Regions from separate parts of the Homo sapiens genome. Here region 1 is linked to region 2. Evidence: read pairs that join two places in POLR2A ChIA-PET (ENCODE). Cell type or tissue: Panc1. All regions are shown on one strand. Each heading gives the region's core, and the rest is flanking DNA. Links, peaks and the distances in the headings are about the cores only.

Evidence for each region. Peaks named below come from ENCODE experiments on the same cell type or tissue, not always from the same donor. Only the 100,000 strongest peaks of a DNase experiment are listed, where the experiment ranks them.
Region 1: POLR2A ChIA-PET joins it to region 2 with 7 read pairs; 6 of 35 experiments call an interaction of 5 or more read pairs at or near these places.

What each region holds. Positions count from the first base shown.
Region 1 is chr6:155,242,400-155,247,783 of GRCh38, forward strand. TIAM2 (TIAM Rac1 associated GEF 2) reads left to right here. Exons shown (of 27, transcript NM_012454.4): 17 at 1,612-1,680; 18 at 2,259-2,384; 19 at 3,224-3,332. It also overlaps a transcript of TFB1M not described here. Among named protein-coding and RNA genes, the nearest start is that of CLDN20, 19 kb to the right of the region's middle. RefSeq lists an enhancer at 4,936-5,384. In Panc1, for the core only: no CTCF peak of the experiment used is centred there; no DNase peak of the experiment used is centred there; H3K27ac peaks cover 4,329 bases.
Region 2 is chr6:155,298,720-155,304,103 of GRCh38, forward strand. The region is part of intron 2 of TFB1M (transcription factor B1, mitochondrial); the gene reads right to left. Among named protein-coding and RNA genes, the nearest start is that of TFB1M, 13 kb to the right of the region's middle. In Panc1, for the core only: no CTCF peak of the experiment used is centred there; no DNase peak of the experiment used is centred there.

The DNA of each region.
Region 1 (5,384 bases), core at 236-5,235, 56 kb before region 2:
GTGTTCCCTGAGATATGATTCAGTAACTTCCATCATCTCCCTTCTCTGAGCGGTCTGGCGTGGAATATGGTGAGGGAAGGCCAGGGAGGTTTTTATGGTGAAAGCATCCGTGTCACAGGCCTTGCCTTTTGCTCTCTGAACTAAGGCCAGAAAGTTCTGGGGATGCTTTGGGCTTTATAAAGCTCTGGGTCTTAGGTTCCCCTCTTGGGAAGTGAGGGAGTTATTATAGCTGACTTTGCAGTCAACTGCTTCTAGTATTTTAGGACTCAAAATTCTTCAGAATAAAAGAGAAATCTTTTCTATCACTGAACTATATCCTGGTCTTGCCTTCAAATTATTATTATTATTATTTTGGAGATGGAGTCTCGCTCTGTCACCCAGGCTGGAGTGCAGTGGCATGATCTTGGCTCACTGCAACCTCCACCTCCTGAGTTCAAGAGATTCTCCTGCCTCAGCTTCCTGAGTAGCTGGGACTACAGGCACCCGCCACCACACCCAGCTATTTTTTTTTTTTCTTTTTTTTAGTAGAAACAGGGTTTCACCATGTTGGCTTGGCTGGTCTTGAACTCCTGACCTCAGGTGATCCACCCGCCTCTGCCTCCCAAAGTGCTGGGATTACAGGCATGAGACACCATGCCTGGCTTTGGCTTCAAATTATTAAACAAAATCTTTCGCTCATGGGTTTTGTAACTGCAGTCTACTCCCACTATACTGTCCTGCTGGAACCTCGTTTGCAAGACAGCCAAATATGGCTTAGAGTTTAGCCATTAGAGCTGCAGCTCTGTGGGAGTTTTTTATTGCCTTTGAATATGTGAGTTTGAGATTCTGTGAATCAGTCAACCCCAAAGTTGAAGGGCTCCCCAGAACTTGACCCTCCCAGCTCCATGCTGGACCTCTCACTGTGCTCCCTGAGGCAGAAGAGGCCAGGAGCTGGGGTGCACCTGACACCAGTGCCACCCAGACGCCCTTCCTCTGCAGGGAAGTGAGTGCCCCTGCTGCAGTGGCCTGAAGAAAGGGTGTTTCTGTCACCAAGACACTTACCTAAGCAGAGGGAATGATCGAGCTGTAAAGGTGTGGAATCCAGCTGTTGCCTGTATTGTGATATTAAACTCTTTGAATTAGGTGAGCAATAATCACTACTTTTGGGGTCAGGAATTTCAACAAAGGCTGGGTGTGGTGGCTCACGCCTGTAATGCTAGCACTTTGGGAGGCCAAGGCAGGAGGATCACCTGAGGTCAGGAGTTCGAGACCAGCCTGACCAACATGGTGAAACCCTGCCCCTACTAAAAATACAAAAATTAGCTGAGTGTGGTGGAGCACACCTGTAGTCCCAGCTATGTGGGAGGCTGAGGCAGGGGAATCTCTTGAACCCAGGAGGCAGAGGTTGCAGTGAGCTGAGATCATGCCACTGCACTCCAGCCTGGGTGACAGAGCAAGACTCCGTCTCAAAAAAAAAAAAAAAAAAAAAAAAAAAAAAAGAATTTCAACAAGGCATAAACTTCATTATCCTGATGGGAGCCTTGGGAGCTGCTGCCAGGTTGCTGCTACCCAAATCTCATGGGTATTTTGGAGACTAAAGCGTTGAAGACACTTTCTTCTATTTTCTTTCAGGATTTGAGCTGCCTCTTTGAATTATACTTGGAGCCACTTCAGAATGAGACCTTTCTTACCCAAGATGAGGTAAATAAAATCACCTTCCTTCTGTCCAGTGATCCACAGGTTAGTCTCTGTTTGCCTTTTAGCAGAACTCCTATGAGAGTATCTCTGTTGATCCCAAAAGAACATCCCAAGACTTAACGGTCTTCTGAGAGTCCCAGGCATAGCCTCCTCCTAAACCACTGCTGTGGCCTCGGCTGCATGACCCAGTGGCAGAGTGTTTACAAAGGCAGAGGGACGGTTATGGTCTTTTTGAGGTAGAAGAGAGTGTGATCAGAAATTCCTTTTCAATACATACCTTTGTAATGTGAAACCACATAATTAGTTCTACTGACTTACATTTTTCTTAATTTGAATTCTGAGAATTTTACATCCACTTAAAAATTTACTGTAGTAATAGAGAATTATGGGGGATGGAGCTGTGAAACTTTCTATGTATAAGCCATATCCCATAATGAATGTGCTGTCTTCTTAAAGGATTTACTTTCTGTCTGCTTTTCCGTGAAGAATTTCCTTGTGATTTATTTGTGGGCCTAAGAGTTAGCGTGGTGTCCTGAACTTCATGGCTAATCCCCTCATTTCAAATCCTGATCTTCACATAGATGGAGTCACTTTTTGGAAGTTTGCCAGAGATGCTTGAGTTTCAGAAGGTGTTTCTGGAGACCCTGGAGGATGGGATTTCAGCATCATCTGACTTTAACACCCTAGAAACCCCCTCACAGTTTAGAGTAAGTATCTCAGATTTAGGCTTAAAGTAAAAATACGTGGCTATGGTACGTATTTCTCTCATGAGAATTCTCTCATGAGAAAGAATTTCTTGTCCTGTGACTATTGACTATTTATTGTCCTGTGACTATTTCCTTGCACCGTTTTCCTCTGTCAGGTGGTAAAGGAAGGCTGTATATATTTTTTTTTCCTGGCGCAGGTGCTTTTGGTAGTCAGAAGTCCAGCAGCACCTCCCGCCTGGTTGTTGACCACGTACGTGCTCTTTTCTCAGCTGCTGTGAAGGATATCCAAGGTGGTTGCTTCTGAAACCAGAGCTCCTACCCTGTGCCCAATCCTTCTTCCCCGTGGTCATGTGGATCTGGGATTAAGAGAATAGGTTTCTAATTGCTGGGCTCAAGCCCTCTCTTCTATGAAGCACCAGTGCTCCATAGCATCCGTGTAAGCCGCAGTGTGGCAGGAAGCCCCTCCAAGGGGACCTGGAACCATACAGACAGCATCACTCTCCCCAAGCAATGCAGAGTCGGCTTTATTAGTGAACCTCTCTCAGATTGTTTATATCCCACCTTGTCAGCTGTATTTTTGTAGAACTTTCTTTGTTTCTTGTCCTTGGATTGCACACTGTCAGTAGGCTCTGCCGCTGGAAACTTTGCAGTCAAGCTAGATACCTGCCAGGGGAGCGCCTGGGCTGTTCCCCACCTCCTGTGTGGATGGAGCAGGTTTGAACTTCTCCAAGGCATTAGTGCTATGGAATCTGACAGAAGCCATGGGGCCGTCAAATGCCATAAGCCAGCACGCATTGATTAAACCATGTCTGATTTGACTTTCCCCTCTGCCCTTCTAGAAATTACTGTTTTCCCTTGGAGGCTCTTTCCTTTATTACGCGGACCACTTTAAACTGTACAGTGGATTCTGTGCTAACCATATCAAAGTACAGAAGGTTCTGGAGCGAGGTAAGTTGCTTATGCCTTTTATAGTTTTTTTTTTTTTTTGCATTTTTAACTGTTAGTAAAGGGTAAATCTGTATTTAACAAGTAGAGAGTAAGTACAATTTTGATGTATTAAGGTCCATCCTTGACCTTGACAGTGGCAAATATTAAAGGGAAAGGTTTCTGTTTCTGTCAGTTAATTAGTAGCTGGGAACAAGTATGCCTAAGAGCAGAGATGTTGCTTTGCCATGTGTCACTTTGCTGTCAGTTACATCTGGATTCTTTTCTTGCCAAATTCCTTTCTCTAAAAACTTGCAACCCCAAACCCTAGATGGGAGTAGAAAGAAATGCATGCTATGGTGTTTTTTTTTTTTTCCTTGTTAATCTTCTTAAGCCTGAGGAGCCACAACAGCCTACCACGAAACTCACAAGAAGTGTGTCAGCTGAAAGTAAAGTCTCTCTGGTGCAACTGGAAAGAGCTCACATTTCCCAAAGGTTGCTCTTCGGTGTTTCTCTCTGCGTGGGCCTGGAGGGCATCTGGAGGTTTATCCTGACGCCCTTAGTGCTCATTCATGTCCACGGATGCAGCTCTGCCATTGGATTTTAATCCAGAACGTCATGATATCCCAGAAGAAAAGCCCCACATTTAAAAAGTGGGGTCTTAGAGTGCTTCAAATGAGCAAGACCCAGCCCAAATCCATCTTCTCCAGTTGCTTTAGACAGTTGCTGAACTCTGTTGCCATTTCCTCCCACAAACACCCTCTTTTTAATTAAATTTAATTAATTAATTTTAAAAATGTAAAAATGTTCGTAGAAATGGGTCTCACTGTGTTGCCCAGGCTGGTCTCAAGCTCCTGGCCTCAAGTGATCCTCCTATCTAGGCCTCCCAAAGTGCTGGGATTATAGGCATGAGCCACCACGCCTGGCCCACAAGCACCTTTGTATTGACAGTCTGTAGTACAGTGAAAGCATACCAATGTACTTGTCAATACATATTGACAGTCAGTGCAGTACAGTGAAAGCATACCAATGGCTTGCTCCATTCCTCCTTTGTCATAAAGAAGAGGGGTCCTGTCACCACCTACTTGGCCTGGTAATCACATTCAAAATGGTATTGCATCTCCTAGAATGTTGTAGATTTTGATCTTACAACACAATCCCAAATAAGGGTGTATCTTCCTTCAGAGTAGCTGCATTCCAAGCAACTGGGCATCCAGTGCCAACTGGTGGAATCCAAGTAGCACTGGTGTATCCGCTGGTACCCAAACCAAATGCACCTGGATTCCTACACACACCCTTCATGGCACTCAGACAAAGGGGCAGTTTTCACTGCCAGAGAGGGTCCTACTGCCATGCCTGTTGGAAGGGAGCTGTGGCTCTAGGTATGCGAAAGGTGAATCTGCTTGGAGCTGTGGAGTGAAGGCTGTAGGCTGCAGGCTGTGGTGCCTGTCACCTTACTTTACAGGAGAAAAGACACTGCTTTCCAGATAACCCTTAAGTGTACAGAATACAAATAAGCAACAACTAGAGTGAGGCCAGTGGGAAAAACACTGGTTTATTTTCCTTTATGAAATTTTTGTGGGTATGGTGTAGGGTCTGGATAACATTGCTTAATGGCTTTTTTGATGTTGTTTTTTTTGAGATGGAGTCTCACTTTGTTGCCTAGGCTGGAGTGCAGTGGCGCGATCTTGGCTCACTGCACCCTCCACCTCAGGAGTTCAGGTGATTCTCCTCCCTCAGCCTCCTGAGTAGCTGGGATTAGAGGCGCCCACCACCACGCCCGGCGAATTTTTGTATTTTTAGTAGAGACGGGTTTCACCATGTTGGCCAGGCTGGTCTCGAACTCGTGACCTCAGGTGATCTGCCCGCCTCAGCCTCCCAAAGTGCTGGGATTACGGGCGTGAGCCACCGCACCTGGCCACGCTTCATGGCTTTTAATGAATTGTTTGAAACTCACTTTTTAGGCCACCTATAACAATATTTCTCATGGGTATGCATGAAATGTGTCTTTAAAGTCAGACATTCCTGCATTTTGAGTCAGTGTTAGTCTTTGGGGCGCAGCCTGCATTCCATCCT
Region 2 (5,384 bases), core at 83-5,082:
TGCATCACGTCTATTGCAACAGACAATGGTGGCGTTTCATTTTAACACCTATGAATGATTAGGGATAGTAACAGACAGTACAACACTAGCTTACAATTTTACAAATATATTAGTGTAATTTTGACCTTCAGGATGACTTCTATTTCTATATAGATTTAGCAATAAACTCACTCCTATCAATAAGTTTTTAAATTAGAGACTAAGGACATTATCATGAAATACAGAGAATTAATCAGGAGTCAACCATATGAAAGATAAGCTTAATTTAACTAAATCTTTATAGCCTAAATATATATACAAAGGATTCTATATATCATCAAGATCTTTAACTTAATATATGCGTAGATTTAGCCAAGTAGAAAGTCACCTGTCGATGCCAGTCTCCACTTGGCACTCCGAGATACTCCTCTGACCAGAGCATCCCTAATCTTAATATTTGTTGATCCATACCCCTTATCGACCTAATGAATTACCCTGGATGTTTAACAATAGCTACTTCCCAACCTATTTCCACGTACTAATCATTTGCTTTCTTTCCTTTTCCTTCTCTTTGTGAGCAAAAAGGGGAAAAAAAGCACTTTTTCCCTTGTAGTCTTTTTCTTCTTCATTCCACCTACTCTACCACCACACTCTCACAGTACTGAAGAGTTGGCACTTAATTCAAAAAACTTTATAGCTAAGTTATCTATAAATTCATATTGTGTTAAGTGCCCCATGCCCAACACAAAACTGATTCTTGAAGTCCTTAGTTAAATATTAAAAAAGTCTCTGAGCTTATAAATTTACTTAAAAGGCAGGAGTGAATGTATCAACGAGAAGAAACATCACTGCTAAGGTAGATTTCAAGGGAAGAAGTGACTCTCTTCCCACATTAAGTCAGAGCTCGGAGAACCTTGGCTTCAACTCAGTTGCCAAGATTCTAGAATGTGCCCAGCACTTTATAGGGATGGTGAACAGGCTCAAAGGGAACATTTGCCCTGAGCCTACCTTGGTCCTAATTCTCTAGGTCCATTAAAGCTGATTTTTTTTCTCCTAACACCTCTCCTTGCCCAACTCATACAACCAAGAGGGAGGATAAACAAGATGATCACAGAAGCCAGAGAGGAGACACTGGACCAAGAAACATGGCTTGTGGATTAGTCCACCTTTGTGTCAACACTGTACTGTGCGTCTGCCTCTTTACAGCACTTACAAACTGTATCTCAATTTCCCCTGCAAGGACATATGCTCCTTAAGGGCAGGACCCATTTCCTATCTACCTTTATAGCCCCTGTAGCTACAGCAATGCATGGTGAGTGTTTAATACATATTTAAGAAGTGCATGAATAAGTGAATGACCAAATGGCATTCAGGTCTCTGTAAAGCTGGAAACTTTCTCTTTTAGCCTGGGAGATGTTGGCTTCCCAAATTTGTAGGGTCTAGAAACTTGCAAAGATTTACTTCACAAGTCAATCAGGCAGATTTATACAAATAATCTTCCAGAAATAAATAGCTGAAACGCCTCTATTGGTAAGAGGCTAAACATACTTTTAAGTCTGGAAATCATCTAGTTTGATATGTTTAGCCATGGTAGTTTAGCAAAAATAATTGCATGCCTCTGATACTAATGTACTTATAGATTATTTTAAATTACCACTAGTTAGTAAAACTTGATCTGGTGAGTTCCAGGCAATAAATCTTGGAAAATATAACGATTTCAATATACTAAAAATTTAAAAAGAGACAGCTCTCTATGCGGCATGCTCTTAATGTATAAAACCACATATTTAATCACAGTACTTATCATCAATGGAAAACGCTAAAATTTTTTCTATAATTATGTTCACAAAGTTAAAACAAATTAGCACGCCAAAAACAAAGAGGCAGAACTAATAGCTTAAGTCTCATGATGTCAATATATAGAAAGTATTTAATAATTAGTAGTTAGGACTAAAACACAACAGAACAATGTAAATTTGGCTGTTTGACGTTAACTTAATTTGAAGTGTTAACTTTTCCCACCCTGACAGGTACAACTGTATATCTAAAAGCTAATATAATATAAATAAATTTACCTTCCTTTCCTGGGTTTTCTTTTTTGTTTTTGTTTTTTGTTTGTTTTTTGAGATGGAGTCTCGCTCTGTTGCCCAGGCTGGAGTGCAGTGGTGCAATCTTGGCTCACTGCAACCTCTGCTCCTGGGATTCAGGCAATTCTCTTGCCTCAGCTTCCCTAAGAGCTGGGATTACAGGTGTGCACTACCACACCTGGCTAATTTTTGTATTTTTAGTAGAGACGAGGTTTCACCATGTTGCCCAGGCTGGTCTCTAACACCTGACCTCAAGTGATCTGCCCGCCTTGGCCTCCCAAAGTGCTGGGATTACAGGTGTGAGCCACCATACCCAGCTCCTTTCCTAGGTTTAAAACTACATTTCTTTTGGATTCCCATTCACTTTTCAATCTCAGTCAATGACAAACCAAATCCTCCCCACACTTTAAAAGGTACACCTCCTTCTTGACAATTTGTAGCTTGATCTACTTTGCAACTCCCCACTGCAGAAGGAATGAACGCTCATGTTAACAGATTTATGTGAAGTCCTTAAAGCAATTATGGGGAAACAGTGCTAGACAGACTAAATTGATATTATGATTATAGACAGTACCCTTTTAAACACTTCAAATGATATTAGGCAATAACACATGAAGACCTTCTAGCCAACCAGTAGCAGAAATGTTTTCACTACCATAATGATACATGGGGTATGGTGGAGGGGGTGGGAAAATCACTATTATATGCATTCGAGAATAACAATGGAGCATTACACTTCAAAACCCTGGAGGTGTTTTCACAGAATGTGCTTAAAGGCACAGCCAATCACAAATGCAGGCACCAGATTACAGCCAAATGAGTATTTTTACAGACACTCTCAAACTCTTCTTTCATTTTTATTTTAGTGTTCAATTCTATATTCTTCCAAAATGAGATGTATGCCAGTTTAGAGTAAAAGGCATCATTACATAAGGCTATAAAAGAAGAAACCGAAAATCAAACCATGAAGAGGGGAAGCATATATGTAAAACACAAGAGCTAACAATCCTAACAATCATGACAGCTAGCTCTCGTGATTTACATAATGAAATATATAATTTTTGCTTTTCAATAGTAGTTGTACCAAGACTCCAAGAGATAATTTTTTTTTCCCTGGTATTATGCTTTGTAAAGGGTACATGAAACAATGTAATAAACAATGCCTTTAATACAAGTTAAAACACAAATGTAGAAGCATTCTTTCTGTGGCCATTTAAAAAAAAATCTCTTCTCTAACCAAAGTCTTAGTGAAAGCTCCTCTGCAGGGGGCAAGTAATTGTGGTTTGGCTAGGCAGCTTTTTGTTGATTTTACTGGATGAGGAAAGAATTTAGGCAATTCTTAGAACTTACACAAAATTATCGATTCCTTAAGAAGAAATACTACATTGAATACCCATTTTGCATATTTTATGTCACCTTCTCATGTAAGGGGTTCATGGCAGCCAACACTGTAGTTACGTTAATTATCTTCTTCCTGATTTGCCACATAGTAGGGCCCAAATGCTGTTGAAATAAATATTTGTAACAGGGCTGGGCAAAACTGTTAAGCAAACTGTATGAGAAGGAAAGAATCTATAGTATAAAATATAGTAGGTGAAAGATAAAATTTGTATTCTTATATATAACACATATAAAAGACTACTGCTATTTATTCATTAAAAAATTAAGATGTTACAGCAGACTTTTCAGACTTTTAGAGGGAAGGTTACAGCATGATGTCAAAATGTCAATTAGCTTGCTTTATTTTTTTTTAGTATGTAAAATAACTTGAATTGTATTAAAAATGTACGTTTTCAGACTTTCTCAGTATTTTAAATTTATGAACAGAGCAAAAACAAACAGAAATCACATAACCACTCGTATCTTAAATGATACTACAAATATCTAAAATTATTTTTATAGGAATTTTAAGTTTGTTGGATATTTCAATGTCATTATCAAATCTTTCACTCTCTTTTTTAAATTTGACATTAGATTTGTATTAGTCCGTTCTCATGCTGCTAATAAAGACATACCTGAGACTGGGTAATTTATAAAGGAGAGATGTTTAATTGACTCACAGTTCAGCATGGCTGGGGAGGCCTCAGGAAACTTACAGTCATGGTGGAAGGGGAAGTAAACACGTCCTTCTTCATATGGTGGCAGCAAGGAAAAGTGCCAAGCAAAAGGGAGAAATGCCCCTTATAAAACCATCAGATCTCGTGAGAGCTCACTGATGAGATTTGAGTAGGGACATAGCCAAACCATATCAGATTTTATTCTATTTGTTTGTTTTATTTTTAATTGACACATAATAATTGTGTGTTCTTACCACAAATAAATGATAAATGTTCGAGGTGGATATGCTAATTATCCTAATTTTATCATTATACATTGTACACAACGTACAGGTATGCCAACGACACAACCTTCTTCCTTAGGCCAATGTATAGGGATGCTATATGGCACAATCCTCTTCCTTAGGCCAAGAACACTAAACCAAATTTCACCCTTTTCTTGATGACCTAGGGTTACTGTTGTCTTTAGAATAATGGCCTCAATAGTTACGAAGGTGTTTTTGCTACCCTATTATTATTATTGTTTCTTCTGCGTTTATATTTGTCTTTTATAGCTTTCTGTTACTGTAACAACTGTTACTTCTTACAGTTGTCAGTGGGCCTGCTTCTACCACTGATCTCCGTACTTATACTTTGTATGGACTAAAAAGTCACTTTGGCTGTAAGCCACTTTTTGCTTACTTGTTGAGTTTTGTCTATGTTATGATTAACTATGGTAACATCAAGTAAGTTACATGTGTAAAGTAAATAGTTACGTCACAATAGCAAGGAAGGCAATCTTCCTTTTTAAAAAAATTGTTAGAGATTAAAGAATTTCAAAACTTCATTATCTCTAACTAAAAATAGCTCTTTCTGCCTGGACGCTGAAATTACCTCATATGTCTCTTAATAAGATGACTGGAAGGGGAATAATTAAAATAGCAACTATTACTGGCTACTGGGATTATGCCAGGCTCTTTACATCCATTTCTATCCATCTTTGCAATATCCACAGAAGAGAACTATTATTCCCATGCTGCAGATGAGAAAGTTGAAGCTAAAAAAGGTTTAACAGCAAGCTTAAGGTCACAAAGCTAGTAGGTGGCATATCTGAGATTTGGTCACTAGACTATTTGATGCTCAATCCCATGAACTTTCCACTATGCCAATGAAGTATGGAAATAACCAGTGTTTACCTATAAGAAAACCCAAAGGTTAGGAGGCCAAGGCAGGTGAATCACCTGAGTTCAGGAGTTCGAGACCAGCCTGGACAACATGATGA